Regions from separate parts of the Homo sapiens genome. Here region 1 is linked to region 2. Evidence: chromatin loops called from intact Hi-C (ENCODE). Cell type or tissue: PC-3. All regions are shown on one strand. Links, peaks and the distances in the headings refer to the core of each region. The heading gives the core; the rest is flanking DNA.

Region 1 (16,192 bases), core at 3,432-11,431, 260 kb before region 2:
TAAATACTTAAAAGAATTAAAGAAGCTGGGTGGGGTGCATGTGGGGGCTGCTGTTTATCCTTACAATCCCTTTGGCACTATGTGGCATGCACTCACACACACACACAGAGACACACACACATACGCCCTACTTTGATTTACAAAAGGAGGATAAGGAAGAAGAAAAAGAACAAGCCCTTGCCTCCTACAAGGACAGACAGTGATGATGTCTAAGAAAGTGTGATGGGGAGCCCGGCGTGGTGGCTCACACCTGTAATCCCAGCACTTTGGGAGGCCAAGGTGGGCAGATCACCTGAGGTCAGGAGTTCAAGATCAGCCTGGCCAACATGATGAAACCCCAGCTCTACTAAAAACATAAAAATATAAAAATTAGCTGGCTATGGTGGCACACGCCTATAATCCCAGCTACTCGGGAGGCTAAGGCAGGAGAATCACTTGAACCCAGGAGGCAGAGTTTGCAGTGAACCGAGATGGTGCCATTGCACTCCAGCCTGGGTGACAGAGTGAGACTCCATCTCAAAAAAAAAAAAAAAAAGTGTGACAGGGGTTACAATGCTTACAGGTGCATCTCTGGAAAACCCCAGATCTCATCATCATTACAAGAACATGCCATTTTAAAATCCTCATTTTTTTTCTTTATGCTTTCAAAGAACACCAGAGAATCGTGAAACCCAGGAGTGCCTGGAGATTTGGGTTCATGCTTCTGTCTCCTTCTTAGCTGTGGTCCAGCCACTTGGTCCTTGTACGCCTTTGCTGCCACGCCTGCTGTGACAGTGGCCAGCTAACCCCTGGTGGCAAACGGGGTGTATTTGGTGGTTAGAGGTGGACATAAAGGCACTCCAGCCACATCCCAAGGCTCCACATCAGGAGGGAACAAGCCTCACAGGAGGCTGGCTCTTCTCTTGTGTGGGTTCTGACCAACATCAGCCCGCTTCACCAGCTTCTAGGAGCTGCGTAACTTGCAGCTGCACACGTGCATGTCACACAGGGTAACTCTGGGTCCCTGTGCAGGAGAGAGACGTCATGGAGATTCACTCCCTTTGTGCAGCCACCTCTCTTGTACTCTCAGCGTTGGCTCCTGCCCAACCACCTGAGCTCCCTGTTCCCCTCGGCCTCTCTCGGGCTGGCCCTGTCATCCCCGACCCAGGAAGCTGGTCGAGACCCTTCTGAGTGACTGGCCCTGTTTCCACCCAGTCCTGACTCACTGTGGGAGTGAACGGGGAACAACAGCCTGAGCCTCGGATGGATGTGCGGCTGAACAAAGGGGATCCTCAGGCTGTACCTGCTCCCCCAGCAAGGCCCCTACTTAACCATGGCCAATGGCCTGCCATCCCCACAGCAGGGTTTTTCCTGGGGGGGCACAGCCCCTGGCCGATGCTGTTGGTTCCTCTAAAAAACAAAAAAACAAAAACACACTCTCTTCTTTCCCGCTTGCCTCTAGTTTTGCTTTTCCTGAAAATCCAGTGCTGCTCCAAGTTCAAAGGCAGCTCCTCCAGGTTCACAGCTGCTTGGGAGGCCGAGGATAGGACCGTGTAGTCACCTGGACATGGGTGTCATTCCCAGCCCAGGACCTTACCAAACTTCCAGAACCTCAGTTGCTTCTGTGAAGTGGGAAGAAGCCCAACTCCCACAGTGTCTGCTGTGAGACGGCTTCAGTGAGAGGGAACCTGCAAAGCATGAGTGCTGGGGATGGGGCGGCTTGAGGCCGAGCCCCTCCCGCACCGCCCCAGCCCCAGCCTTCCACGCTCCTCCCTCATTTTCTCTTCCTCTCTCAGTTTCCCTTGGCCTATTTGTTTTTCCCAAAGGTAATCCTCGGTATGATCAGATAATTATCTGAGGCAAGTGCACAAAATCACACATTTGCAGAGCACAGCGCTTCACCTGGGGAAGCACATAGGTGTTTGCAACACATTTTCTCTCGGCAGAAGACGCTAGCATAGCAGCACCAATGCAGCTAAAAGAGCAAGGGCTCTGGAGCCCCGAATGCAGGTTAAATTCCTGCTGCGCTTCATAATAGCTGTCAGCCCTCAGCCACTGGTTCTGAGCCAGTGCTGAGCAGCTTTAGGGGAAGGAGGGAGAGTAGGGAAAGAAGGGCACTTGGGCACTGGAAGATGGAGGCAGCAAGGAGTTGACAGAAGAGAAAAACCCTGACCTGGAACCTAGAAAATTGTTGCAGCCTTTTGGTGGGCCCCAATATTCCGGGTTCAGAAAATGCACACTTGGGAAAAGTAATGGTATTTATCCTGTTTGCACCGACTAAAATTCTTTCTCCTTTGATAATTAGGGTTTTTGCTTTAATGCTCTCCCATGGGACAGGTGGCTTACGATGGCTTAGATTGGCATTTTCAAGGGAAGGAACGAGTCTCTGGAGGTGGCCTCAAGGGATGTGTTAAGAACTTACCTTATCACTGTGGGGCCCTGAGAGTTGTTCCTTCTGAGCCTCTCTCAGAGGATTTTGTGGTTAAACTCCCCAAAGTGTCCATTCTGTCTCTACTATTTCACCCTGCAATCTCTCCTGAACCCCATCCAAGCTGAGGTTCTTCCCCCAATCCACCAAAACTATCTTTGTCAATGTCACCAATGACCACCATGCTGGCAAATCCATTAGCACATTCTCATCTTCCTTTCACCATAGCTTTTGACACAGCTGATCTTTTCTCCTTCGGGAAAGACTTCATTCCTGTGAGTTCTAAGACACTGTAGTCCCTGTGTCAGGAAAAATTGGGAGAAGAATTTAAAGTGGGAAGAAAAAAACCAAGCAAACTTTACTGAGCATCCTGTCTAGTACACCCTCTGGATTCTTTCTACCTTTCATTGGGCTACTTTATGAATTGAGAAAAGTTGTAGAAAACTGAGAACAATGCAAATAACTTTTGTTTCTAGAAAGGCAAATTAGTTGTGTCTGCTGGAATGCAATTGGTTATTGGCCTCTGGTAGACCTGCCATGAATGTTTGTAAATTTGATTCAGGTTTCTTTAGTGCCTCTAGAATGGCTGGGGCTTTGACTCCTCCTTTGAACTGGTTGTAACATCTGATTAGTTCCTTCATTTATTCCTGAGTTAAATAGCATCTTAGGTGCTCATTTCATGTTTCAATGAGAGTCTTCATTTTGCCTTTTGGACACACTCTTCTTTTGCGCTTCTCCTTGTGCCTACCTTCCAAGCCATTCTTTCTCCTTCTTTGCTAACTCTCTCTCCTTCACAACTTAGATGAAACCTTCAGTCTTGTCCTCAGATCTCTGTGCTGATCTATCTACCAGCTTTTCCAGGTGATCCAGTCCAGCCTACTGAATTAAAAATCACCTAAATGTTAAGAACTCTCAAACTTACATGCCAAGCCCCATCCACTGCCATGATTCCAGACTAGTGAATCTGGTCTCCTGGAAAGACCATTCAGTGTCTAACAGGCATCTTGAATCAGACGTGTCCAAAATACAGTGTGGGATTCACACTTCCCATGCCTTCAGAACTGTTCTTCCCCTGTGGCACCTTCCCTGACACCCTCTGCCCAAGCCACTATTGACTTTCACCTGGAATACCATCAACCTTTACCTGGGACACTCAATGCCTTCCTAATGAGACTCCCCCTAACCCAATCTATTCTTCAACTATTGGCCAGCATGATCTTTTTAAAGCACAAGCTGGATTTTGTCTCTGTCCTACTTAAAACAATCCTGGCTTCCCATTGAGCTTACAGTAAAATTCAAGCCGCTCAGCCCTGCTTTTAGGACCCTAAAAGATCCATCCCCAACTGCCTCTCCAGTCTCATCTCTGTTCTTCCCTTCACTCACTGCACTCAGTCACACTGGCCTGCCTGTGCTTCCCACCATGGGCTTTACATTTTCTGTTCCCTCTACTAGACATGCTCTTCCTGCAGGTATGTGCATTGTGAATTTCCTCATTTTCTTCATGGGTCAGCTCAAATGTTACCTACTCAAAGAGGCTTTTCTATACCTCCCTTTAAAAGCAGCATCTCCCATCACTCTCTAACCCCTTCCACTGATTTACTTTTCTGCACAGCATTTGTCATCAGCTGACGTTATGTATTTATTATATCCTAATGTATTTTTATTTCTATCTTATCTACTGGAATGAACATACCTTTGTCTATTTCATCCATCACTGTATATCCAGAATCTAGAAAGGTACCTGGCACATAGTAGTTTCTCAAAAAACATTTATTGAATGATCAATCACTTTCCCTTCAAGAGACAGCACCCTTACAGGTGAATATAAATATAATTTATGATATAAATAGAAAGATGGGGATTCAAGAAGCAAAATAGAACACTGCAAGCACAGAAGGAAGAATGAGCAAAAGCATATGGACAAGAAAATTCTGCAGTTTGATGCACCTGTCTATCTGTGTCTCTACTTCAGTTCAATCCAGCAAGACCAACTTGAAGGCCTCATACATGCTGGGCACTGTTCTGGAGCTAGGATATGGAGATAAATGCCACCTTGACCTTAAGAAACTCAGTTTGGGGAGGGGAGTTTGGTACATAGACAACTGACAATCTAGGAAGCCACTACTCTATAGAGGCACCATGTAAAGAAGAGTGGAAACGCAAGGTCAATTCAACTTGAGACTCAAGTCAGGATAGGCTTCCCAGAGGAGGGACTGCATCTTGAAGAAGGGACAAGAGTTTCATGAGCAGATTACGAAGAAATAATTTGTTTAAAAATTATTTTATAGGACTACAATATTTGTTGTATCAGTCAGGATGATCAAGGTTATGCTGAAGTATCAAACATCCCCCATATCCCAGTCATTTAAAAGAACAGCAGATCATCTCTTGTTGAGACCACATATCCATTGCAGGTCCTCAGGCAGCAGGGACAGTGAGCAAGGAGGCTCTGTGCAGAGATGTCCCTCAGGGCCAGGGTGTAGGGAGGGAACAGCTGTGTGCTCAAGCCCCTCAGCTGCCAGGCAAAGGAAGAGTGCTCTTGGAGTCGCATGCCAGCATTTTAAATGCTTTGCCTACTTCTCCCCACAGTCCATGGGGAGTAGCTTGTACCATATTCACTACTCCCTGCAAAGGAGACAGAACAGGCAATCCTGCCATGTTCATGCACAGAGGAAAACCAGACAATCTGGTAGGCAGCATTAAGAGTTACCCCCAGGGCACAGCAGACCGCAATGGTGGCCTTCCCAATACCACCCTTTCCTTCTTCCTATGACAGTGGCCTGGTGAGGCTGAGGCAGGCGTGCAGCCCGGCTAAAGAGCTGCATTCCCAGCCTGCGCCCCTGCTAGGTCTCGTCATGCGACACATCTAAGAACCACGCGATGTGACTGGCGGCTGCAGGATGAAGTCTCTGGGAAAGTGGCTTAAAAAGGACAGGCTAGGCCAGGCGGGGTGGCTCACGCCTGTAATCCCAGCACTTTGGGAGGCCAAGGTGGGTGGATCACCAGCGGTCAGGAGTTCCAGACCAGCCCGGCCAACATGGAGAAACCCTGACTCTACTAAAAATAAAAAAATTAGCCAGGCGTGGTCATGGGCACCTGTAATCCCACCTACTTGTGAGGCTGAGGCAGGAGAATCACTTGAACCCAGAAGGCAGAGGTTGCAGCGAGCCAAGATCACGCCACTGCACTCCAGCCTGGGCAACAAGAGCAAAACTCCGTCTCAAAAAAAAAAAAAAAAAGAAAAAATCACCAGGAATGCTTGTTAAAACCTAGATTCCTGGCCTCAACACCCAATTTGCCAGTCTGGGGTTGGGCCCAGGACTTTTCTTTCCTGATAAACTCTCAGGGGCTGCTGCTGACCTCAGATCATACCCTGAGTAGCAAACTCACTGGGGCACAGGCTAGTCCCGGGAAATCCTGCAAGTTGAGGTTATGAACCAATTCACCTATGAGCTCTCCAAGGGCAGGAGCTGGGTTTTATCCACTCACAGACGCTTACCCCACTCGCTTTTCCTCCCACGGCTCTGCCGTGTACACCCCGTGTTCCAGTCCTTCTGAATACGGCTGGTCACTGAACCAATGACACAGTCCACTCTCTTGTTGACTTACGAAGCCCACATGCACCAGGCACGGTGCCTATGCGTGGGGCAGGCCTGGGGTTCGGCCTTTCTGACCAGCACCCCCGTGATGAAATGCTGCTGTTCACAGGCCACCCTGGGGTAGTCAGGGCCAGGGGTCCCCTCCCCACCTCCTAAAATAAATGCAGGATCTAAGAGCAGCACTTGCTCCTCTCCAATGCCAGGTGCAGACATGGGAGAGCAAGGCCGGGAATGCTGTCTGGAGGACCCCCCAGCAACTTCCTTCTCCCAGAAAAGCAGAAGTACCTGTCCACTCACACTACAGTGACTTTCAGCAGTTTCTGGGGTTAATTTCTCAAAGTAAACTGCTCAGGACCACCTCATTCCCTTCTCTAAATCCCATGTCTCTGCACACTCCACAGGGGGCTGTGAGGAGGGGGCGTCTAGCTGTGTATCAGCTGGGGCTGGGGCTGCAGATGCTGGGCCTGCTCTCCTGTTTGTTGGACGCTTTGGCCCCAGTCTCCTGGTTGGGAAAACAACACAGACCCTTTAGGCTGAGAACAAAAACTCCAGCCTCCGTGGGGTCTCTGGAAATGGTTGAACTCCCGTACAGGAGTCTGAGAAGGGGACACACAGATGGGGGAACAGGAGCAGGTTTGGCCTCACGGAGGGGTGGGCAGTGGCTCCTTCGTCCTGGTCAGGAGCAGGGCACGGCTTCCTGAAGGAAATGTACCTGCTGTACTGTAGCCTGGCACAGAACTAGGGCATCTGCAGATCTAAACAGGGTGAGCCAGGAGATGAGGGGCTGCAACAGGGGAGAGGAAAGGGACGGGCAGGAGGAAGCGGGAGGAAGAGGAGTGGGAGTGAGCGGAGGGAGGAGGAGGGAGAGGGCAAGAGGAAGAGGAGGGAAAGCAGCTCTCACTAGTTCAGCAATGACCAGGACGGTGTTGTGCATTCTCTGTCTGGTATAACACAATAGCCCTACCAGGGAGGCTGTATTTCTAGCCCCACTTTACAGAAGGGGAAACTGAGATGTAGGGAACTTCAGGAACTTGTCAAAGGCCATTCAACCCTGAGTGGCAATGCTCAAACTCAGGGCTCTGCCAAAACCCCGGCTCTTGGCCTGCAGAACCCGAGGAGGGCAGGGGACCAGCAGGGGCTTTGGCCTCCAGGTCAGGACGCGAATTCTAATCCCAGCCTGCAGAGGGAGCATGTGGGTCAAAGGAGTTGGCAGCTGACTGGGTTCCGGGTGGGAGGGAGGAGCATGGAGTGGCCTTGGGGTTCCACAACGGGTGCTCAGGGTGATGACAATGCTGTCCCTGAGCCTGAGCCTGCTGCAGAGCACAGGGACATCGGGAGGAGGACGTGGTAGGCCTGGGTGTGAGCAGCCGTGTCAGGGGCCGCAGGGAGGGTGGATGGGAGCATGGGCGTTGAGAATGTGGCTGCAGGTGGGCTTCCTGAGTCCCCAGCCTGTGGGTGGGGCGAGGGCCCTTCCCTGGGTGAGGAGAGCCCGGGAAAAACAGCATCGGAACGGGTGGAAGAAGGGACGGAACCCACAATGGACCCCGGGAATGGGGCAAGTGGAGCGTGACCAGGGCGTGGGGACAGGCCTTCTTGGAGAGAGGGTCCCCGAATGCAGGGCTGGGAAGTGAGGAGGCGAAATGGGAGCGGGACAGCTCTTCTGGAAGCTTGGCTGGGAAAGGTGGTCTGGGGTTCTCTCTCTCTCCCCACTCCCTGCCTGCTTCTGCTTCAGTATCAGTGCATGAGTCAGCTGGGGCTGCAGTCACAAAGCCCCACAGGTGTTTATCCTCTACAGTTCTGGGGTTGCAGCCCAAGATCAAGGCAGCAGAGTTGGTTCCTCCAGAGGCCCTTCACTGTGGCTTATAGCTGCCACCTTCCCTGTGTTCCCCTGTGCATGTCTGTGCCCTCATCTCCTCTTTTGATAAGGACACCAGTCAGATGGGTTTAGGGCCCACCCATGTGACTTCATTTTAAAATAATCACCTCTATAAAGACCCTATCTCCACCAGGCACGATGGCTCATGCCTGTAATCCCAGCACTTTGGGAGGCTGAGGCAAGAGGATTGTTTGAGCCCAGGAGTTTGACACAAGCCTGGGCAATATAGTGAGAACCTGTCTCTTAAAAACATATTTTTAAAAAAATTAGCCAGGCATGGTGGTACATGCCTGTGGTCTCAGCTACTTGGGAGGCCAAGGCGGGAGGATCACTTGAGCCCAGGAATTTGAGATCAGCCTGAGCAACATGGCAAGACTTCGTTTCTACAAAAAATAAAAAAGTCGGCTGGGCTGGTGGTGCGCGCTTGTAGCCCTAGCTTCCTGTGAGGCTGAGGTGTGAGGATCCCTTGAGCCCAGGAGGTCGAGGCTGCATTGAACCATGATTGCACCACTGCACTCCAGCCCAGGTTACACAGAGATTTCTGTCTCAAAAAACAAATAAATAATCAAAACAAAGGTCCGGTCTCCAAATACAGTCACATGCTGAGGTGCTGGGGTTAGGATATCAACATAGGAATTGTGGGGAGACACATCTCAGCCCACGGGGATCAGTCGCAGCTTGAACTTGAGCTCTGACGTGGCTGTGGTCGGAGGACTCTGCATTCCTCTGGCTCTGAGATGTGACGTAATCACATTACCCAACCCACTTCTCACGTTCTCCACTGGGAAGCCTCACAAGCACCCCGAGACCTGAGGAGTCACCCTTGACTCTCCCGGGACTTGTTGGCACTCCCTTCAATGCAGACCTCCTGCCCAAGCCCCTGGTTTCTTGCCTGGACGACTGCGAGCCCCTCGCTGGTCTCCTGGGCACCCCCAGCTCTACTCCCTTCCGTTTTCCTCCTTGCAACATTTGTGAAATGCAAACTGGACCATGTCACCCCCTTCCTCAAAGCCTTCAGTGCTGCCCTGTTGCCCTTCGGACAACATTTCACAGCCTGGCCTGCAGGGCCCTGCCTGGCATGGACCTCTCAGCCACATTTTGAGTGGCCAGCCGTGCAACCCATGCCGTGTCTATGTTGGTCATCTTTCCATTTTTTGAATGTCCCAAGCTATTTCCCTCACCTGAGATTTGTCCAGAGCTGCTGCCTCCTCCCGAGATGTCCTCCCTGACTCGTCACCTGGCCAGCTCCTCCCACCTATGGGGGTCCACCTAGGAGCCACCCCATCCCTGCATGTCTGTGCTCCCACCTCAGCTCACCCGAGCACATCTGCCCACCGTGCACCTGCTCCTTGCTGGACAGTGCTGTAGGGATAGAGCATACACGAGACAAACAGGCTCCAGCAGGGCAAGGCGGAGAGCAGGCAGACGGGTAAGGAAAATAAACCAATGTCAGGCTAGTGGCAGGTGGAGAGTGAGGTCTCCTTTTGGAGGTCGTGGTCTTTAGTGGAGACCCACATGACAAGAAGGAGCCAGGGAAGAGCACCCCAGGTGGAAGGAACAGTTGGCGCCCAGGCCCTGAGGTAGGGATGGGGGTGGAATGTCTGTGGAAGAGAAGAAAGGACCATCGGTGGAACCTGTGGAAGCAGGCAGCACGAGCACCTGGGGAGGCTGCGAACTGAAGCCTGCAGAGTTTGTAAGCCCAGGCAAGGGATCTGGATCTTACGCTACTGGAGAGTTTTCAGTAAAGATGGGACATGATCTGGTTTATGCAGTTAAAGGATCACTCTGGGCCGGGCACAGTGGCCCACGCCTGTAATTCCAGCACTTTGGGAGGCCAAGGCACGAGGATCACCTGAGGTCAGGAGTTCAAGACCAGCCTGGCTAACATGGTGAACCCCTGTCTCTACTAAAAATACAAAAATTAGCTGGGCGTATTGGCTTGTGCCTGTAGTCCCAGCTACTCGTGAAGCTGAGGTGGGAGAAACCCTTGAACCTGGGAGGCAGAGGTTGCAGTGAACCGAGATTGTGCCACTGCACTCCAGCCTGGGCCACAGAGTGAGACCCTGTCTCAAAAAAAACCCCACAAAAAACAAAACATCACTCTGGCCATTCTAAGAAGACAGTATCAACAGAGAAGGGACATGCAAAGAGACCCCTTAGGAGGTTACTATAGAAGCCCAGGAGAGAGTTACCAGTGACCAGGGCGAGGGTGACGGAGTAAAGCTGGAGAAATGTGTGCAGACTAGTCTATGCTTTCAAAGTAGATTTAAGAGAACTTGCTTAGGGTCAATAAAGGTTGCAAGAGAAGAGGAAGCAAGGCAGATGCTGGAATTTTGACCTAAGCATAGACAGACCATCCCCTGAGAGTGTAAACCCCAGGGCACATCAGACCGTGATGGTGGCCTTTCCGATACCACCCTTTCCTTCTCCCTATGACAGTGGCCCGGTGAGGCTGAGGCAGGCATTCAGCTCAGCTAAAGAGCTACATTCCCAGCCTGCACCAATGCTAGGTGTCATCATGCAGGGGTGGGGGGCACAGGGAGGAGGACCAGGATTAGGGCAGAAGCTGAGAAAGACGGAGTATGAGTCTGTGGCCAGGTGGAGTTGGAGCTGCCCCCACTGCACCCCTGACACCCACTGCCTGCTGTGCAGCCCCCTGAGGCTTGCTCACCGTGGAGCTGCCCATTTCCACGGCATGTAGGCTGAACTCTGTCTCAGGAGCACTCCTCACTGGACTGTGACCTGCAGGACATGGGCCTCCCTATCTCATCCTCCTTCACCACAGAGGCCCCACACCCCACCCAGAAGCCTCAGCGCACAGTGAATGTGCCGCCAGTGTCGTTGGAGCGAATCAGTGACGGATGGAGGAACGCAGACATGAAAGGACCGTTGCGCTCGGTCCAAAAAGAACATCAGTAGCCCTTTGGCAGCTTGGTTCCTTGGCTTCCCCTGAAGTGCCTTTAAAATCAACTACAGTAAGAACTCATCTTTGGAATGGCCATCCACGTATTTTATGACTAATCCTGAGAAACCAGCATCACAGAGCCCAATAGGCAATGACAGTAACTATGGTAATTAACCCAAATCGCCCTTCTCTTTAAAGACCAGAGAAGCACAGGAGATGCATCCCCAGGGACTGTAAGGGATGAAGATGATTTCTTTAAGCTCCTGATATCTGCTCCACGGACGTGTAAAATCACAGCTTTGAACTCCTAGTTGAGTTGCCAGCTCTGCGGGCTCCAGAGAGACCACACACGGGTAGCCGCTGACTCACCTACACCTCAGCCCTGGGTGACCTCTTGGTTACAGGTAACCATGCGGCAGCCACCAGGCTCTGTCCCCTGCCTGCTGTGTTTTGGAGGTAGAGCCTGTGCTGGGAAGCACAGTTCCCGAAATGGTCTCCTTCGGCCTCCCAGGGCGATGCATTAGAAGTAACGAGAAGCTTCCCTGTCTGTCTGGATGGGGAGACCAGCAGGCCTAGACTTGCTAAGCAAATGTGTTTCCTCTTTGGAAAATGACTGTCCCTGGCAGCTCCCTGCCTGGACAGAGTCGGGTGCATAATGGACCTTAACTATGCGTGGGTGTGAGGAACAGGAGGGCCGGAGGCAGGCGCGGGGGCCAGACCACCCAGAAGCATGTGCTTTTGAAAGTGAAAATGAGCCATAATGACCCAGAAGGGTGTTGCTGCTTCATATTGGACTCCCAGTGGTGGAATACGTGAGAATGCTTTCAATTTTGTCGTTGAGACACCGTTGATTCTGGGATACGGCTGTGCGTGCGTGCTCTTCATCGTGGTGGAAATGGCTTGTCTTAATAAGCTCTGGAGCAAATGCAGGCTTTCAGAGTCACGCTGCAAAAACAGCATTTGGCTGTCTGCAGAGCTCCCCCAAAGCAAAGCAAACGTAGGACATGAGAGTCAAGAGAAAAAATCCTGGAGGAGGCAACCAGGGTGTGAGGGGGCCAAGACTTAGCAAATAAAAGTAACAGGGTGCATAGTTATATTGGAATCCCAGACACACAGTATTTTTTTTTTACATATAAGTATGTCCAAATAGTGCATGAGGCATACTTACACTAAAATAAATAATAACCCACTGTTTATCCCACATGTTATCTGGCAGCCCTGTACGGGGAGCGAAGCTCTGCCTGCCGCACATTAAATGAGTTTGGCTTGCCATCATTTCTGAAGGTTGAATTGTTGTTTCTGAACATTTTAACCCCTTGGCAGAAAGGAGGAGATTAGCTTAGCAAGTACTTTAATGGGTAGTTCACACGCTGCTATTTGCTATGGTAGTCTCCTCTGTCAGGCCGTTCTTGCATTGCTATAAAGAAATACCTGAGGCTGGGTAATTTATACAGAAAAGAGGTGTCATTGTGTCTCACGAACAGGAAGCATGGTGCCAGCATCTGCTTCTGGTGAAGCCTCAGGAAGCTTCCGATCATGGTGAAAGGTGGCAGGGAGCCAGCGTGTCGCAGCGTGAGAGATGGAGCAAGAGAGCGACGGGGGAAGGGGCCACACACATTTAAACAATTAGATCTTGCATAAACTTCCCGAGCAAGAACTCACTCATTGAAGGAAATAATGTATGCAGTGGCCCATTTCCAAGACAAAGTGCCTTAAATTGGCTTAGGTCAGCAAACTACAGAAGAAACAGGATATACTAGGCCCCTGCTTGGATAGCCAAGGCCCGCTTGCCAGCCCTCCAACCCCCTTGGTTGCCCTTACGTGAACTGAAGAAGTTTAGTCTAAGATGAAAGTTTACAGGCCGGGGGCAGTGGCTCACGCCTGTAACCCCAGCACTTTGGGAGGCCGAGGCAGGCGGATTACTTGAGGTCAGGAGTTTGAGACGAGCCTGGCCAATATGGTGTAACCCCATCTCTACTAAAAATACAAAAATTAGCCAGGCATGGTGACGCGTGCCTGTGGTCCCAGATACTCGGGAGGCTGAGGCAGAAGAATCACTTGAACCCAGAAGGTGGAGGTTGCAGTGAGCTGAGATTGTGGCACTGCACTCCAGCCTGAGCAACAGAGCGAGACTCAGTCTCAAAAAAAAAAAAAAAAAATGAAAATGTACTAGCCTGCAAAATAGCTAGCTTTTTCTGTTCTTATCAGCCTGCCCAGATACTTAAGTCATAAGTCAAATACTTGAAGAGCCCCCGAGCTGACTAGGATTGCAGTGCATTGTGGGCTGCAACAAAGTGCAGCAGGACAACTCCCAAAAATAAAACACCTGAAGTCCCTGCCTAACAATCAATAGGCAACATCTGGGAAGATTGTGACCCCACAGTACTCAGCCTATGAAGAACCAGGGGAGCGACCTGTGCACTGGGGGATGAACTGCTTGTTGAAACCGTGCTGGGTGTGCCTGCCCATCGACACCTGATCTTGCAAAGGCATCATTAAAAGTCTCATGTTCACCATTCTCCAGGTGCCTGAGTCCATTCTTTGGGTTTGGATGGGTGAGTTTGTTTATCACATCATCACCAAGGGGACAGTGCTAAGCCACTCACGAACGAGCCACCCCCATGATCCAATCACCTCCCACCAGGCCCACACCTCCAACACTGGAGATTGCAGTTCAACATGAGCTTTGGAGGAGACAAACATCAAAACCACGACAGCTCCTTTTCCCCTCTGTGCAGGCTGCACCCACAGCTGCTCCAGGGCTACGTGGCTGGATGCAGTGCTATGCAGAAAGCATGCTCCTTCATCTTTAAAAAACCCTGCAGGGTAGGGATCCTTGTTCCATTGTGAAGATAACTGTGTAAGGCTCAGAGAATGGCAAGAACTGCTCTAGCTCATGCAGCACATTAGCCAGGGTTCTTTAGTTGTAAGCAAGAGAAAAACAGGTTCTGTCTTGCATAAGCAGAACAGAAATGTATTAGAAAAATAAAGGGCAGCACAAACATGGCCAGAAGGAAGGGAAAACGCTGCGGAACTGGTGACAGGAGGTGTGCGTGGACATATGCCCTGCCGGCCCCAGACACAGGCCACCAGGTCACACTGGCCTCTCCCAGTCTCAGCCTCCTTTTCCCATGGTTCCGATCCACAGTTCAGGGCAGACATCTGATTGGACACAATTTACAGTGGCTGCATCTGACTGTCCCTGTTTAGGACAGGTGCATCTGATTGGGCAAGACTTTCAGGGAAAGGACACCTGATTGGACAAATGACTCAGGGCAGGCTCATCTGATTGGCTGAGTCAATCCACATTCCCATGCCCAGCTTCCAGGGAGGCTGGAAAGCAGAAGGGACCAGTGCTTTTAGAGTGTGTCTTAGAAGGGCAGATTATCCTTACCAAGACCTAAGGAGGCAGGTCCTGGAGAAACACAGCACCAACAACCAATATCTGTGCTCAGCTATGAAGCCGTGGGGTGGGAAACTAAAGGGAACCTGGACGGGTCCAGCCCCAAAGCCCCTGTTCTTTCCATTTTCCGTGCTGCCTCTGGGCAAGCCTGGGCCCTGGGTGGGCTCACAAGCCATGGGGTACCCCTCTCTATAAGCCTCTCCAGCACCACCTTTCAGAGCTCAAACAGCAAAGCACATCGCCAGAGGACACTGCCTGTGGGACAAATAAGTGAGCTACAAAAATGGCTTGGCACTGATTCTGGTGCTGCTCTAAGTCACAAAACCTTTCTCATCGAATATCTCATTATCCCTGCAAATCAGCCGATTGCACAGATAAGGGCGGCAGCCATATGGTCCGGCTTGCTAGGACAATCCCTGTTTTACACCTGTTGCCCTGGTGGAATTATTGATGGCACTGGTGCTCATTCTCAGAACTGTGCAATGTGGATGATGGATGGTCCCCTACAGATGAGGAGGAATTCTGAACTAAAGATGGGCTTGGCATGTCCTGGTGCAATTTCACCACCGTGCACCTGGATGTGGTCTTCCTCATAATTTTTTCTGCTCATTTGTACCTCTAGCATTTCCTTTGTTATTCTTGCCAGGAACATAAATTGAGATGAATAAAAAAGACATTGTGGCCTCTGGCTCCCAAGATCACATCTTCTCAGCTGCACTCTTGGAACACAGCAAAGTCAGGGTGATTTCTCTTCAGGGCTCCGCACAGAGCAACACCTTCCAGTCAACTGCCCTTGGCCAAAGCACAGGAGGCAGCTCCATCATTCTAATGGCTAATGAGGAAGTTTTCCTGCAGGTGAGCACAGAGCCACCTCCAGAGCCCAGAAGTTTCCAGGGCTGTCTTCCAACTTCTGGGTTCTGTCTCAGGTCTGCAACATTGAGTCTTTGCAGTGTCTATTCTGTTAACATCAGCCCTACCTCCCAGAGCCTTGGGCTTGCAGCTTCGCTGATGAACAGCCACTCTGCTCACTGTGCCCAGTCCCAGGACAGCCACAATGCCAAATGCATCTCCCTGGCCTCATCTGTCCCCTGTCCTCTCCTACCCAGGCCAGGAGTCCCTGCTCAGACTAAGCTCTGCCCAAACCAAGCAGGAGAGTCAGCTGACCAGGGTGGAGGTCTTGGGCCAAGCAAAGGCCCTGGGTTCAGAAGGACCAAAGGGTGGGAAAAGTAGCCACACAGCCCAGAGGCCAGCTGGCAGAAGCCAGTGCCCAGCAGTCACCCTAGATCCACACCTCTGTAGAGGGTGAGTTGTCCACCTCCCTGTGCAAGCCTGGTGGACTGCAAACTCTGGGCCATTCATCACCACACCAGGCTGCCCCAGAACTGGGCTGCATTAACAGGAGTATTATGTCCAGGAAAAGGGAGGCGAGAACCCAGCTAGGCTCTGGGATCCCAACCCCAAACACTGTGAAGTACAGAATTTGCTTCCTAGCAGTAGACTCTGGAAGGGGATGGATCCCCTTCAGAATGGATCCAGAAGAAATAGTCCCAGGAGCAACCAAAGGCAGGAGCCCTGCAGCCTGGAGAAGAGTCAATGCCCAGGAGAGAGCAAGCTGCTTTCTCCTGTGGAAATCATCCCCCATGAAGAGTGGAGACCTGGCCTGCACACCCCAAAAGGCTGAGCTATAGGTTGGAGGTCAGTTCAGCATGACAACAACTCCCATGTCCTGAGCACTTACCCTGTGCCTGGCTCTGAGAGGACGTTGTGCACACACTCTCTTTTGAAGGCTGGAGACCTCCCTGCACTGGCAGTCCTGCAATGCTCCCACCAACCCCAGAAACTCAGGGAGCTTCTGTAACTTGTGCACATCATACAGCCAGAGCCTGAAGTCCTATTGGGCTCAGGCCTCCTCTGTGCTCTGAACCACAAATGCTTCTCCACATACAGAACCTTCTAGTACAGTCATGTATCCACACTGTTATGGTCCCTGGGGTGACAGAGG
Region 2 (16,192 bases), core at 4,526-12,525:
GGGCACGGACTTCATGTCTCATTTGTGTTTGTGTCCCTGCAGCCCATGGCTGGCATCTCCCAAGATGCCCATAAATGTGACATTGAATGAGGAAAGGTGGGTGTCTGCCTTTCCCATCTCTAATGAGGGCTTTAGTCCGTCACTCCTTCTGTACGGGAAGCACCCAGATGGTACCACAGGATTCTGTGTACTCAGAGGGAAGGGCAGCAAGGGAGCCTCTTGGACTGTGGCCCACACAGCAGTCCTGTTGAATCCCTGCCTCTGCCACCGCTGTGTTGTACGCGTGGCCCTGCGTGTCACTGCATCGCACGGGGGTGCCTGAGCCACGCTGCCCGCCTGGACTCTTGGGGTTCCCAGGTGGTGGGAGCTGTAAACACCCTGGAGGTGGAGGAGGGGAGTCAGTTCTTTCAGCTTAGTTTTGGGCATCTGAATATGGCTTTGTGAGCAGTGTGACAAATGTTGGTTCTAAAGTGTGTGTGTTTGGGTTCCTCAGAGACCCCCCTGACCTTAGCCGCTCAGCTGGACGACTCTGTGGAGGTCATCAAAGCTCTCAAAAATGGTGGAGCTCACCTGGACTTCCGTGCCAAAGATGGGATGACCGCCCTACACAAAGCTGCCCGAGCGAGGAACCAAGTTGCCCTGAAGGTAAACTCGGGCCCATCTTACTTGGGTGCCACCCCGTGCTCTGATTCCGTGCGGCTGCCCCATCCCATCCCCGCAGTGCCCATCCTAGGGGGTCCGTGCACAGTGTTCCGGCCCACCCTAGGAGTCCGTGCACAGTGTTCCGGCTGGAGCTTGGAAGTGAAGCCAGGTTTCAGATTTTCCTGTTCTCTCTCCTGGTTGTCGATGCTTTCAGAATTAATGGTTCCCAAGAAGTCATCTTTCACCTTCTATTCAGTCAAGGGACTTGTCTTTTCAACCCGTAAGGCCAGTGGTGAACCCCAACCCCATCCACAGGAAGACTCACTCATGATCATGAGAGCAGCGCTGAGTGGGTGGTGTTAAGCCATTCCTGAGAATCCGCCCCCATGACCCATCACCTCCCTCCAGGCCCCACCCCCAGCACTGGGGGTTACAATTCGAATTGAGATTTGGGAGGGGACACAGAGCCACATGGTAGATCCCCCCAGCACCCTGTGGCGGGTCCGTGGGAGCCTGCCCTGTTGTGGGTTCCGCGCCTCACCTTCCCCTGCTGCTGTCTTACTGCTCCGTGCCCCTGCCTCACACTGCAGCCACGGCGCCTCTGGACAGGGTGGTGCACGCCCAGGCATCCTCCACCAGAGCCCACACCAGCAGGGATGGGACGTGCCGCTGCAGGTTGACCCCCAAGACGGGGGCCTCGCTGTCCCTAAAGTCTCAGGACTTTCACTTCATTTCAGCTGCACCCCTTCTGTTGGTGTGTGAGTCTGTTCCTGCGTTGCAATAAAGAAATGTGAGATCGGAGTAATTTATAAGAAGAGGTTTCATTGGCTCATGATTCTGCAGGCTGTACAGGAAGCAGAGCAGTTTCTGCTTCCAGGGAGGCCTCAGGAAGTTTCCAATCATGGTGGAAGGTGAAGCGGGAGCAGGCAGTTCCTGTGACCGGAGTGGGAGGAAGACAGAGAGGGAGGAGATGCCACACTTTTAAACAGTAGATCTCATGAGCACTCACTCACTATCACGAAAGCAGCACTGAGTGGGTGGTGTTAAGCCATTCCTGAGAATCCGCCCCCATGACCCATCACCTCCCATCAGGCCCCACCTCCAGCACTGGGGGTTACAATTTGAATTGAGATTTGAGTGGGGACGCAGAGCCACACCGTACCCGTTGGCTTCCTCGGAAATCAGGAGCATTCTTGAAGACGCGATGCTTGCTAGGTTCGCCACCCTCAGCGTGCGGAATGAGGTGGTTTTCCACTGGGCATGTAGGTTAAACCATGCACCTTTTCTCTCTTCCGCAAATGTTGCAGTCACTGTATTGCTGCCCATGCCACACCACTGGCACAAAATGTTGACCAGGCCGAGGAAGGGTCTGAGTGCTGCAGGTCTCCTCGTCTCCCAAATGTCAGCCTGCCCTGCATTTCTGGGCACTGTTTGCTATTTCAGAACTAGAAATGTAGTTGTCTAAAGTTATACCTGCCCCCCCCCCCCTTTATTTTTGAGACTGAGCTTTGCTCTTGTTGCCCAGGCTGGAGTGCAATGGTGCAATCTTGGATCACTGCAACCTCCACCTCCCAGGTTCAAGCAATTCTCCTGTCTCAGCCTCCCAAGTAGCTGGGATTACAGACACCTGCCACCACGCTGGCTATTTTTTTTGTATTTTTCATAGAGACAGGGTTTTGCCATGTTGGCCAGGCTGGTCTTGAACTCCTGACCCCGGGTGATCCACCTGCCTCAGCCTCCCAAAATGCTGGGATCATAGGCGTCAGCCACCACACCCGGCCAGGTTATACCCTTCTTAATTCTGGGGAGCCCAGGAGAAGCACTGGGTACTCAGGGTGTGGGTTGCCTTGACCTGGGGGAGGGTGGTCCTGGTGCTGCTTTCTGGATCACCTCACTCTGCAAAAGGGGTCATGAGACCAATAACGACGGCTTTCAATTTTTTTTTCCTAGACCCTTTTAGAGCTTGGTGCATCCCCAGATTATAAAGACAGTTACGGCCTCACCCCGCTGTATCACACAGCCATCGTCGGAGGTGATCCCTACTGCTGCGAGCTTCTCCTGCACGAACACGCCACTGTGTGCTGCAAAGATGAGAACGGCTGGCACGAGATCCACCAGGTACGTGGGCCCGCTTCTCCACTCTGTTGTACCCACGAACTGACTTCCCCTTCTCCTCCGATCCCGCAGATAAGCAGGGTGGCCCAAAGGTTAGATCCTGCCTTCAGGTATTTTGTTTGGCCTGCCCAGAGTTCCTGAAAATATGTGAATTAAAAATGATTTTAAAATGTGAACGTCAGTATTTGAAAACAGACACATTTGCATAGAAATAGACATTTCTGACTTCTCTGGAGAAACTGGAAGATGAGGCAAGGCTGCTGAGTTTCTGCACAGCAGGAGTGCCCTGCAGTTATGGGGTGGACGCCCCCTTCCCAGGAGCCCTGCCCTCTCCAAGTTCCCACCGTCCTGACAGGGCAGGATACCAGAAAGCACCGGTGTTTTCTGAGCACAGGTGAGCCCCAGGAAGTCCTGATTTGCACGCACGAGGGGCGTGTTTTTCAGGCCCAACCTTGCAACAGTTGGGTTAGGAGGTAGGTCAGCCTGGTCTTGGCAAGAAACAGATTTCACCGGCTGTCTCCAGTGAAAAGTCTTTACCTGATCAGGTAGAGGTGTGGACGGGGTTAAAGGCTGAGGACCCCATAGAAGAGCAGTCTTGGGGAGCCATCAGCACCTGTGAGCTGATGGGCAGGGAGAGGAGATGATGCTCCCGGGAGCAGGAGAGCCAGGGCTGAGGAGGGGGCCCGCAGGCCCATGTCAGGGAGGACTCAGGGAAGGAATATCTGCCTCTCTTCTCTTGGCTGAGCCCTGCCAGAGTTGGAGGACAGTGAGGGAGTGCTGTGGTGCAGGCTGCAGGCCAGGGTCTCCAGGCAGAGGGGTGAGGTGGGTCTGGGAGAGCTGATAGCACCTGTCTACCTAGGAGGTCAAGAGGAGGCTCTGGAACAGCAAGGGGAGGTCAAGGACAGAGGGCCCTGACTGGTTTCTTGCTTGGTTCTCTACACAGTGACTGCCATGGTTTCTCTGGCTACCTTGTGTTCTCCTCTGCCATTACCACCTTACACACCTGTAAGGGAGGTTATGCACTCTGCCCACTGTGGTCAGACTGGGCAGTGGGGGTGCCAGCAGGCCCCGCCCTCCCTGGGCTTTCTTGTGCTAGGTCAGTTCTGGTTCATCGTCGGCCCTGCAGCCTGGAGAAGCCCCTGTTCCTCCCGAGGGATGAGTAGGGGTCTGTGGGGCTGTTCATGGCAGCCCCCGGCCCACACCCAAGCTGGAGCCCGCAGGCAGGGAAGCAGTAATGACTGGTCTTTGGAAGTCCTCTTCCATGCACCCGCCATGAGATTTCTTGTCATTATTGTGCTTTTCTTTATGAAAAAGGAAAATAATTTTCCCCTGTGATCATTAATTTTATGTGTCAACTTGGCTAGGCTCTAGCTCCTAGATATTTGATCAAACAATATTCTAGTTGTTGCTGAGAAGGTGTTTTTTAAGATGGGATTAACATTTAAATCAGTGGACTTTGAGTTAAGCCGATGACCCTCCATGATGTGGGTGGGCCCCATCCAATGAGTTGAAGGCCTTAAGAGGAAAAAGACTGAGATCCCAAGAAAGAAGGAATTCTGCCAGAAAAAGACTCCAGATTCCCGCTGAACACTGCCCTGGGTCTCCAGCCTGCCCTGCAGATTTCAGACTTACAGCCTCCGTGATTGCATGAGCCAACTCTTTAAAATATTTCTATCTTTAATTTTATGTGTCTAAGCTCTAAACTTTTAAAAATTCTCTGCGTGCATATACATATATAACATATAAATGTATCTATGTACACAGACACACACACACACACACACACACACACACACACAGAGGTTGTGTTTCTCTGGAGAACCCTGGCTGATACACCCTGAATGTAGAAGCAGCAGGACACACACACACACACACACACACACAGAGGTTGTGTTTCTCTGGAGAGCCCTGGCTGATACACCCTGAATGTAGAAGCAGCAGGACACACACACACACACACACACACACACACACACACACACGTAGTGTTTCTCTGGAGAACCCTGGCTGATACACCCTGAATGTAGAAGCAGCAGGGGACACACACACACACACACACACACACACACACACAGAGGTTGTGTTTCTCTGGAGAGCCCTGGCTGATACACCCTGAATGTAGAAGCAGCAGGACACACACACACACACACACACACACACAGAGGTTGTGTTTCTCTGGAGAACCCTGGCTGATACACCCTGAATGTAGAAGCAGCAGGACACATACACACACACACACACACACACACACAGGTTGTGTTTCTCTGGAGAACCCTGGCTGATACACCCTGAATGTAGAAGCAGCAGGATACACACACACACACACACACACACACGTTCTGTGTCTCTGTAGAACCCTGACTGATATATCCTGAATGTGGAAGCAGCAGGTGAATTCTTGCACAGCACTCGGAGGTTTTTGGGTTGGGGGAGCTGCTTCCCCTCCTCAGTCTCCTGCCCTGCCCTCGCTTTGTCCCTGGTGGAAACTCGCCAGTGTTTCTGTCCTTGTTCCCTCCTCCTTCCTCCCCTTGACCTCTTCCCCCTTTGTCAACCAACGGTTCCAGCCCCAGATGGCCCTGCCATCCCTCGGCTGTGTGTCAGTGTCAGGCCTGGCCCTTCTGAGCCTCTCCACAGCATCTGGCCCTGGCCACGCTCATTCCCTGGCCCCCTCCTCATTTGTGTCTGAGCTGTTTCAGGGGGTCCCCAAGAGGTCTCCTGGCCTGACCACGCTCGCCTCTTCACGCCTGACCCACTTCCAGCCATTCCGGGTGCACCACAGACCCTACCCACTGCTAATGGGTGCTCATCAGCCACAAACGTCGTCTACTGGGTGTGAGCCCCAGCCATGTGTCTCGGTGTCCTGAATACACAGCCTGCAGCAGTGAACAGAAATGCCTGATGCAAGCCCCTGGTGTTCCCGTGGGGGGAAACCAGACATGAGATAGAAAGACGAACATAAATTACACACACACACACACTCGCACGCACGCATGTACATACAGGTCCACATGTGCGTGGACATGCTTCTGAGCAGGCCTGACAGTGTTCTGTATTTCTGGGCACTGGTGCTCATGCAGTGGCCATGCAGACGCTCACGCCCTGAGACATGGCCCCGTTCCTCTGCCCGTCTCCTCTCCTTGCTGCGCTTGGCTGTCAGCTCTGTGCTGGTGTTTTTGAGGCCAAGCCCGTCTGCATGGCGTGAGCTTCGGCTCCTGTTGAGGATGTGGAAGAGGCAGCTCCCGAAGGAGAATCTCAGCTGTGTTGGGAGCTGTCCCAAGCTTCCAAGGTGACCTGCTTGGAAAAGGGCAGTTCTTGGGACTGCCAAAGCGCTAATGAGCTTGGTTTTTAAAACTCACTAGGCTGATTTGAGGTCAAGGTCAAGTTCAGGACGAGGGGCGGCCCCTGGTGGGGTGGTGCAGTCACCCACAAGGTCAAGTTCAGGATGAGGGGAGGCCCCTGGTGGGGTGGTGCAGTCACCCACAAGGTCAAGTTCAGGACGAGGGGAGGCCTCTGGTGGGGTGGTGCAGTCACCCACAAGGTCAAGTTCAGGACGAGGGGAGGCCTCTGGTGGGGTGGTGCAGTCACCCACAAGGTCAAGTTCAGGACGAGGGGCAGCCCCTGGTGGGGTGGTGCAGTCACCCACAAGGTCAAGTTCAGGATGAGGGGCGGCCCCTGGTGGGGTGGTGCAGTCACCCACAAGGTCAAGTTCAGGATGAGGGGAGGCCCCTGGTGGGGTGGTGCAGTCACCCACGAGACATTTCTACCAGCAAACATGGCTGGGCGAGGGGCGGGAGTCATGGAACCCTGAACACCCACATCTTTCTCGAGTCTCACAGGGTCTCCACCGAACAGCTGCCGGCCCCCAGGGGACAAGGCTGAGTTGTGAGTCTCTAAGAGACATGGACGTTGGGGACGTCCCTCCCGCCTGGCCAAATGGATAATGAGTCTTGTTCTCAGTCAACTCAAAGTCGGTGATTCACGTGAACAGAACTGTCATTTGATGTCGCTGGATGACACCATAGAAACCACTCAATGTTGTTTGTGTGTTCAGGTGTGATGAGTTCTCCAGAAAAACAGAACCAATAGGGTGTGCACATGCATGCATGTGTGTGTGTGTACAGATACAGAATTTTTTAAAATAGTATTTTGAAGAATTGGCTCATGCAGTGGTGGAGCTGCAAGTCCAAAATCTGCAGGGCAGGCTGGAGACCCAGGAAGAGTTGATGCCGCTGCGGGGATCCTGTTTGTCTCTGGCAGAATCTCTTCCTCCTCAGGGGACCTCAGTCTTTTTTCTCTTGAGGCCTCCAACTGATTGGATGGGGCCCACCCACATTATGGAGAATCATCAATTTAGTCTACTGGTTTTGAGAGCAGTCACTGACTTCATGAAGACAGGAGCGCCCAAGGAAGAGGAAGGTTTAAATTCAGGTTTCCTTTAGTGAATGAGTCCTCCAGGCACAGGACAGAGGCGTCTCTTTGTAAAAATAGTCAAATGCAGCCAGGTGCGGTGGCTCACGCCTGTAATCCCAGCACTTTGGGAGGCTGAGGCAGGTGGATCACCTGAGGCCAGCAGTTCGAGACCAGCCTGGCCAACATGGTGAAACCCTGTCTTACTAAAAATACAAAAATTAGCCAAGTGTGGAGGTACCACGCCTGTAATTCCAGCTACTTGAGCGGCTGAGGCGTGCAAATCGCTTGAACCCAGCAGGCAGAGGTTATAGTGAGCCGATATTGCGCCACTGCACTTCAGCCTGGACAATAAGAGCAAAACTACAACAACAACAACAACAACAACAAAACCAGCTAAATGCGTATGGGACCCGAAGCTCGCTTGTTCTCTGTGAGAATGCCTGCTTGAATTTGTGTTTTCCAGACATGTCTTCCCTTTAGACATCACAGTGCTCTGGTTGCATTGCTGTTTTCCTGTTGAGCTCTGAAGGTGTGATGCAGGCTAAAACCTCCTTAAACGTGGAGTAGTTCACAGAGTCCTGAATCCAGCCGCCAGCCCTTTTGCCAGAATAGCCCCTGTGTCTCAACTTTGGGGATTCCTGGAGCTCCGTCCTTTCCCCTCCCACACCCCTCCTTTTTCCTTTTTCCTGCCCTCTCTCCCAACCAGGCAAATGTCTCCGGGCCCATCTCTCCAGCTGGCCCTGGGATGGAGGTAACGGTGGAGGCTGGCAGGAGCCCTGACCATCAGTCACTCACTGCAGCTCTCAGCTGTGACTCCTGGCCTGCAAAGGGCCAGGTTCTGTCCCTGAGGCCCTGCGCTTTGCATTCAGAGCCTGGCTGTCCCAGAGCCACCCGGCCACCTTGGTCCCGGGGCCTGAGCCTGTGCAGCTGCACTGGTACCTTGGAGGCTTGAGCTCTGGGGCAGTGCACCTGCTCCCACCTCAGCTTAGAAAATGTGGAGCAGGGTTTGGAAAGCCAGCCAGGTGCGTTCACTGCCCTCTGGTGGTCTGCTGCCTGTTCATGAAAGGCCCGGAAAGCCATTTTCTCCCCTGCTAAAGATTCTCAGTGATAATGTGAAGCAACTTTGCCTTCGCGAGCCTCCTCTCATTCATCTGCAGGGCCCTTGTGCCTATCAGATGATAAGGGACGGAGCAGATAAGGGATGGGTGCGGGTGCCCTGCACGGGCCTGCAGGAGCAGCGGACAGTGCCGCCTGCCTCCCAGATCATCCTCATAAGTGCTCACATTTACCCTGCCAAGTGGCCCGGTAAATGCCACAGTGCGGGTCTCAAGTCCATCTCTAGCAGGATCTCATCCTTCTCAGGGGACCTCAGTCTTAAGGCCTTCAACTGATTGGATGGGGCCCACTCAATATTATGGAGAATCATCTGCTTAACTCCAAGTCTAATGATATATATATTATTATATATAATATATTTATATATATTTATATTATATATTATATATAATAAATTATGTATTACATAATTATATAACAAATTATATATTACATAATTATATATAATATAATATATAAATTATAAATATATAATATGTATTATATATTATAAATAATATATCATATATCATATATTATAAATGTATATCATATATAATATAACATATACTATATCTTATATAACATATATAATATAACATATACTATATCTTATATAACATCTTATATAACATATATAATATAACATATATAATATATAACATATATAACATAATATATTATATAATTTAATATATTATATAACATAATATATTATATAATTTAATATATTATATAACATAATATATTATATAATTTAATATATTATATAACATAATATATTATATAATTTAATATATTATATAACATAATATATTATATAATTTAATATATTATATAACATAATATATTATATAATATATTATATAACATATTATATAATATATATAACATATAATATGTTATATATAATAATATATAACATAATATAATATATAACATAATATATATAATATATAACATAATATATATAACATATTAATATATAACAATTTATTATGTTATATTAATATATAATTAATATATATATTAAGGTTATATAAATATATAATATATTAAAATAACAATATATATTATTGTTGTATAATATTATTATATAATATAACATAATATATTATGTTGTATCATATATTATATAATATAAATATAATATATATTATATAACATAATATATTATATAATATATTATATTTTATATAATATAATATATATAACATATAATATGTTATATATTATATTATATATATAACATATATAATATAATATATAACATAATATATTATATATATTATAATATATAATATAATATATATTTAATATATATATTATATAATATATTATATAATATATATTTTATATAATATAATATGTTATATATTTTATATAATATAATATATAGCATATATAATATAACATATATATTATATATTATATAACATATATATTATATATATATATATATTTAAGATGGAGTCTTGCTCTGTTGCCCAGGCTGGGGTGAAGTGGGGCAATCTTGGCTGATTGCAACCTCCGCCTCCTGAGTTCAAGCAATTCTCTTGCCTCAGCCTCCCAAGTACCTGGGATTAGAGGCGTGTGCCACCACGCCCAGCTAATTTTGTATTTTTAGTAGAGACAGGGTTTCAACATGTTGGCTAGGCTTGTCTCGAACTCCTGACCTCAAGTGATCTGCCCTCCTCAACCTCCCAAAGTGCTGGGATTACAGGAGTGAGCCACCATGCCTAGCCTAAAGTCTACTGATTTTGAGAGCTGTCACTGATATCATTAAAACAGGAGTGCTCCTGGAAGAGGAACATTTAATTTCAGATTTCCTTTAATGAACAAACCCTTCCAGGCACATGACAGAGGCTTGTCTTTGTAAAAATGGTCAAATGTGTATAGGACCCGTAGCAAACCCAGGCACATGACAGAGGCTTGTCTTTGTAAAAATGGTCAAATGTGTATAGGACCCGTAGCAATTTGGGGGCATTCATTGTCCTGAGCTGCTTTAATTGCACTATGATTCTATATCCTCAGAGCTGGTTACTTCTCATTGCTGTTTCCCATATGAGTTCACAGGCCCAGAGAGGGCAGGTAACTTGCCCAAGGCCACGGAGCAAGCAGTTGGCTGAGCTGGATTCACTCCTGGCCTGTCTCTTACCAGAAGCCTGGTTCTCTATGCTGCCTGTAGGGTTCTCACATCCAAACCACTCACAGCACATTTGTGGCAGAAGAAATTACAGGGGCAGGTGGGTTTTCCTGGACCTCACTGGGCTGTGCCTGGCTCTGCCCTCTCGGGAGAAGCACCTCCGAGCTCTCAGGCTGATGGGCTTTGCATTTAAAGTCTGTGTCTCTGTTCTAGCACCTGGAGAATGGACAGCCCTGTCCCAGGGTTCTGGGCGTTCATCGTGTGGGAGAGCCTGCGCGGCCACAGCCAGGCCTGCTCACAGATGCTGCAGGTGTACTCCAGGGTTCCCCAGGCCGCTGCTTTCCCATCATTGTCTCAGGCCAGGTGCACATGGCCTAAGGACACATTTCAGATCCACCCTCCACTTCACACAGTGGGGATATGCCCCATCCCCACAGGCTGATGTTAGAAGAGCCCCATTTGAGCTCAGGCTGTCTGCAAATTATCTTAAAAGTTGTTATTCGGGCCGGGTGCGGTGGCTTATGCCTGTAATCGCAGCACTTTGGGAGACCAAGGCGGGCAGATCACGAGGTCAGGAGATCGAGACCATCCTGGCTAACACGGTGAAACCCCATCTCTACTAAAAATACAAAAAAAATTAGCAGCAAGTGATGGCTGGTGCCTGTAGACCCAGCTACTCGGGAGGCTGAGGCAGGAGAATGGCATGAACCCAGGAGGCAGAGCTTGCAGCGAGCTGAGACTGCGCCACTGCACTCCAGCCTGGGAGACAGAGCAAGACTCTGTCTCCCCCCCCCAAAAAAAAGTTGTTATTCAAATTACCCTGTTTTGTTTTGTTTTTGATTACCAAAAAATTACCCATGCATCATGGAAATCTTGGAAAATACAAAGAAGTATAAAGAAGCAAGTTAAGAAACACCCCAATGCATTCCCACAACCCAAGGACATCAGGGGTCAGATTTGGGGGTATTCATTCTGTATTTTTAATTGCTAAAGACTTTTACATCCACCGTGCAACTTCACAGCACGCTGGCCCTGGCCACAGGGGGTGTGGTCCTGGAGAGGATGCCGCTTGGTGAGGGATCCAGACCCTGCGTTTCCATGTGCTGAACCCCGGTACCTTCCTTGGGGCAAAGCCTGGCTCTCTCCCTCCCTCTCTGAGTTTGACTCAGTATCTTCGGGATGAGGGACTCTCCTCATGCTGTCTGTTGGCCATATTCTGGCCTGGGTGTTATGCAGCCTGGGGTTGCAAACCCACCTCATCGCTCGCTGGCTCACCTGAGCAAGTGCCCCACCCTCTCTGAGCTTGTGTGCTAATCTCTCAGGTTGGCTGAGTAACAGTTTGTAGAGCTCTGGAGACAGCTATGACAGAATTTACGTGAGGCATTTTCTGCAGTGCCCGGCATAGACCAGGTGCTTAATAAATGTCCCTATCATTATTGTCATCATCTGTCCCCCCATCATCATCCTCATTGTCATCATTGTCATCATCATGTGGCCACGTCTGACGTCATCATTAGAAGTAAATAATACATTAGGCTGGGCACAGGGGCTCACACTATAGTCCCAGCAGTTTGGGAGGCTGAGGCAGGCAGATCACTTGAGCCTAGAAGTTCAAAACCAGCCCAGCCAACATGGCAAAACTTGTCTCTACCAAAAATACAAAAATTAGGGCATGGTGGCACATTCCTGTAATCCCAGCTACTTTGGAGGCTGAGGTGGGAGGACCCCCTGAGCCTGGAGGTGGAGGCTGCAGTGAGCCAAGATTATGCCACTGTACTCCAGCCTGGGCAACCAGAGTGAGAACCTGTTTCAGAAGGGTTGGGGGGGGGGCGGGCGTTAAGAAACAATCCGTTGTATTCAGAGAGTGCCTACCACACCTGCTCCCAGCCCCTCGTTTGATTTTGCTCCCATTGTGCAATGGGTGTGACATCAGTCTGAATGTTGTTACTGGCTGCTATTTGTTATTTATCGCATTTAAATGAAGAGTGTCCGCCTTAAAGAAATAGTTTCGGGCCACAGTGACTTCTCCTCTCCTCCTGCTCCAGGCTGCCCCCTGCCCATCCCTGGCCGGATGCCCTCAGCTCTTGAGCCTCTCTGGGCCCCACGGCGAGGGGACAGGCCCCTGATCCTCCCAGGCCTGTGGGAGGTTCTTTGCTGGAGCCCCACGTTATGTCGTTCTGGGTCCAAGCTTTCTGGTTACCTTCCTGCCAGGGTGGGACTGTGTACAGCCCAGCGTGAGCTGCCTGGTAGAGATGGGAGTCAATGCTTGACTGGAAAGTTAGCATTTAGAATGGGATGGAGCCACATGGGTTGTGGTCTTCCTTCAGATTGAGGTTTTTCTAGTGTACTGTGGTACCCACCGTGTCCAGGTGCTGAGGCGATCACTGTCCATCTAGGTATCGAGGTGATTGCTGTGTCCAGGCCCCAAGATGACCATTGCCTAGGCACTGAGATGACCACTGTTCAGGCACCGCAGTGACCGCGGTGTCCAAGCCTGGGCTTGGTCACGGTAAGCACAATGCCAGGTAGCACAGGAAGGGCCAGCGTGAACAGCAGCCAGGTGGAGAGCCCAGGAGCTCCACAGTGCCAGCCAGGAGTGGCTCATTCTGGCCAGGGGACGTGGGAGCAGTGTTGGAACCAGGCTGTGGTGCTGGCAGGTGACCCTCAGATCTGGGCAGCTGGCATGCATTGGCTCCGGGGGGACATTGTGAACAGGGTTCTGGCCCTTTGTGCTGGCATGTGCTTGGCAGCCTTGGAACTGGGACCGAGCCTCACTGTGGGACGTGGGTGCTGGCAGGTACTGCACCTTTCCAGATGAGCACCTCCAGGGTGTGAGAGTGTGGGGTCCCTGCCAGGTGGCAGGACCAGAGCACGGGAGCCCTTCCCCGTGTCACTCTGGACCTGGGGCTCAGGGTCTGCCCCTGGGCACGAGCGGCCGAGCCTCTGTGGCCCCCGTGTCTGGAGCCGCAACAGTGAGCTGTGCTTTCAGGGGATCAGCTCTGAATTGACCTGGGAGGTCAGTTCCATATTCTGAGCCCCTCTGGCCTGGCAAGGTTCTGTTTGGAGAAGGAAGAGAGGCATCCTCTCTCTCTGAGCCTCCAGAGGGAATGAGGACCCTTGAGTACCTGCCTTCCCAGTCAGCCCTGACTCTTCAGGGACATGCGGGGAACAGGAGAGGGGATGGGTGAAGACCCCGAGACCAGCACCCCACCCTCTGCACTTTGGCAGGTCCTCTATCCTGCCCTCCTGACATAGGTGACATCTTTAAGAGACCTCATCTTTCCAAAAATCATGTTATGAGAGTGATGGGCTCCATGGGGAAGGTGGGCAAGGGCCGCAGCTTTATGTGGGAATGCCAGTCATCTCTCCTTTTGGAATTATAGCATGATGTCTTTTGTCTGTGATCATTTCAGGCTGAACAGCACACATTAGTAGACCCAAAGTGATTGTGTTTGCTGCATAGGGCTGCCACTGCAAAGTTCCTCAAACAATAGACATTCATTATCTCACAGTTCTGGAGGCTGGAGTCCCAAACGAAGGCGTCGCAGGGCTGGTTCCTCCTGAGTCCTCTCTCCTTGGCTTGCAGACACCGCCTTTTCTCTGCATCTTCACAGGGTCGTCCCTCTGTGTGTCTGTGTCCCCAGCTCCTCTTCTTATAAGGATACCAGCCAGGCCAGATGGGATTAGGGGCCCCCTAATGGCCTCATTTTAACTTAATCACCTCTCGAAAGACCCTCTTCACATACAGCCCCATGCGGAGGTACTGGGGGTGGGGACTCCAACGCATGAATGCTGCAGGGATGCAATTCAGCCCGCAACACCAACAAAACTGAACTAGCCACTTTCTGGTTTGCATCACAGCCCGTCCGCTGCCCGTGTTCCTGCATTCATTCAGGTGCATTGGCCTCCTTGACTACTGGGCCAGCAGGAAGACCACAGCCAGCCTTTGAAAACCGTGGTATGCGGGGCCACGGAGCAGCTGGTGGCTCAGGCCATGCGAGGGGGATTTGCTTGTGTTTGGACGAGACGTTGTTTCTCTACTGACGGGCAGCCCACTTCCTGACCCAGTGAGAGCCGAAATGATGTGACTCTTTGTTGTGTGGGCTGTGGTGTCTCTACCTCATGTCACAAGGCATATGTTTTGGGAGAAATGCCTAAGTGTGGTTGGGAACAATTTTGTTTGGGGCACAGAGCCAAGCAGAAGTGATAGGGGGTTCGTCTCAGCCGACCTGTGCTGCTCCCCTGCAGTGCAGTGACCTCCCCGCTGCTCTGGTTGCTGTGCTGGGCATTGCACAACCCCAGGTGGCGCCGTTCCTCTTGCCATAGTTTTAGGTCCTGTAGATGTATCACCAGTGTCCAGCAGGTGGCGTTAAATGGCTTGAAGGAAGGAGCACCCTTTTTTCTAATTCACACCAAGTCTTGTGGTTGCACAGGGCGGGTGGGACGCTAGGCATCGCTGGGGCAAACAGTCTCGAGGGGAGCCATCTCCAGGTGCCCCTGCCCAGGCCTCAGCAGGAGATTCAGAGGCAGCAGACATGGGTGGAGCCTCCCACACATGCATTTTCCAAAAAGCACCTCAGGAGAGTGGGTACGGGGTGCAGGTGTCAAGGGCAGTGTTTTGCCTTTCATCCCATTACTCTCCACCCTCCTATCACCCTCTCAGCTGTCTCAACAGCCAGAGACCAGACACCCTTTTCAAAATAAGAAAAGGAGGTTAGTGTTGCTTCTCTTGTGGGAGGATGAATTCCTTCTTTTAACACTTTGGTAGCTTTCAGTATCTTTGTGTCAAGCGAGTTCGTTCTTTCTTTCCTTCTTTCCCTCCTTCCCCACTTCCCTCTCCTCTCCTTCCCTCCCCTTCCTTCCCCTCCCCTCCCCTTCCTTCCCCTCCCCTCCCCTCCCTTCCCCTCCCCTCCCTTCCCCTCCCCTTCCTTCCCCTCCCTTTCCCTTTCCCTTTCTCTTTTTCTTTCTCTCTCTCTCTTCTCTCTCTTTCTTACTCTCTCTTTCTTTCTCTCTTTTCTCGGAGTCTCACTCTGTCTCCCAGGCTGGAGTGCAGTGGCGTGATCTTGGCTCACTGCAAGCTCCGCCTCCCGGGTTCACGCCATTCTCCCGCCTCAGCCTCCCAAGTAGCTGGGACTACAGGCACCCGCCACCACACCCGGCTAATTTTTTGTATTTTTAGTAGAGACGGGGTTTCACTGTGTTAGCCAGGATGGTCTCGATCTCCTGACCTCGTGATCCGCCCGCCTCGGCCTCCCAAAGTGCTGGGATTACAGGCATGAGCCACCACACCTGGCCTATTAACTTTCTTTTTAAAATTGTAAATTACTGTTTCCATTTCCAGCTTATAGAATAGTTGCAAGAATAGTACAAGGAACTCCCATATGCCCTCCACGCGGAGAGCACATTTGAGTGGTGACGGTGTCCCAGTAACATCCCTGATAGAAGAGGATCCAGCCTGGGACCTGCCTGGAGCCTTTCCATCTGGGAGACTCCCTCGGGCTTCCCTTAATTCCTATGGCTGTGACTGTTTTGAAGATTTTGGGGCGGTCATTTTGTTGGGTTTGCTCAGTGTTTGCTCGTGATGGGATCCAGCATATGCATTTGGCAGGAATGCCTTAGAAAGGATGCTGTGCTGTCAGCATCACACCTTCACGGGGATACATGGGGACCATTCGCCTGGTACTCATTGTGGAGGTCACACCGACCACCTAGTCAGGTGGGGTCTGTTGGGTTTCTCCTCTTTTGATGCAGGGCAGGTGAGCCCAAAAATGGGGGCTTAGCCCA

The links. A loop is a pair of places that touch in the nucleus more often than their neighbours do. Peaks named below come from ENCODE experiments on the same cell type or tissue, not always from the same donor. Only the 100,000 strongest peaks of a DNase experiment are listed, where the experiment ranks them.
Region 1: it touches region 2 in a loop (16-fold over the local background); 4 of 110 quality-filtered maps call a loop at or near these places.

What each region holds. Positions count from the first base shown.
Region 1 is chr11:71,334,757-71,350,948 of GRCh38, reverse strand. No RefSeq gene overlaps it. Among named protein-coding and RNA genes, the nearest start is that of SHANK2, 90 kb to the right of the region's middle. RefSeq lists an enhancer at 6,887-7,386. In PC-3, for the core only: a CTCF peak has its summit at 7,177 (motif pointing right); a DNase peak (open chromatin) is centred at 7,188; H3K27me3 peaks cover 584 bases.
Region 2 is chr11:71,078,990-71,095,181 of GRCh38, reverse strand. It overlaps SHANK2 (SH3 and multiple ankyrin repeat domains 2), which reads left to right. Exons shown (of 26, transcript NM_012309.5): 7 at 494-645; 8 at 2,593-2,760. Among named protein-coding and RNA genes, the nearest start is that of SHANK2, 170 kb to the left of the region's middle. In PC-3, for the core only: CTCF peaks have their summits at 8,007 and 8,209 (motif pointing left); no DNase peak of the experiment used is centred there.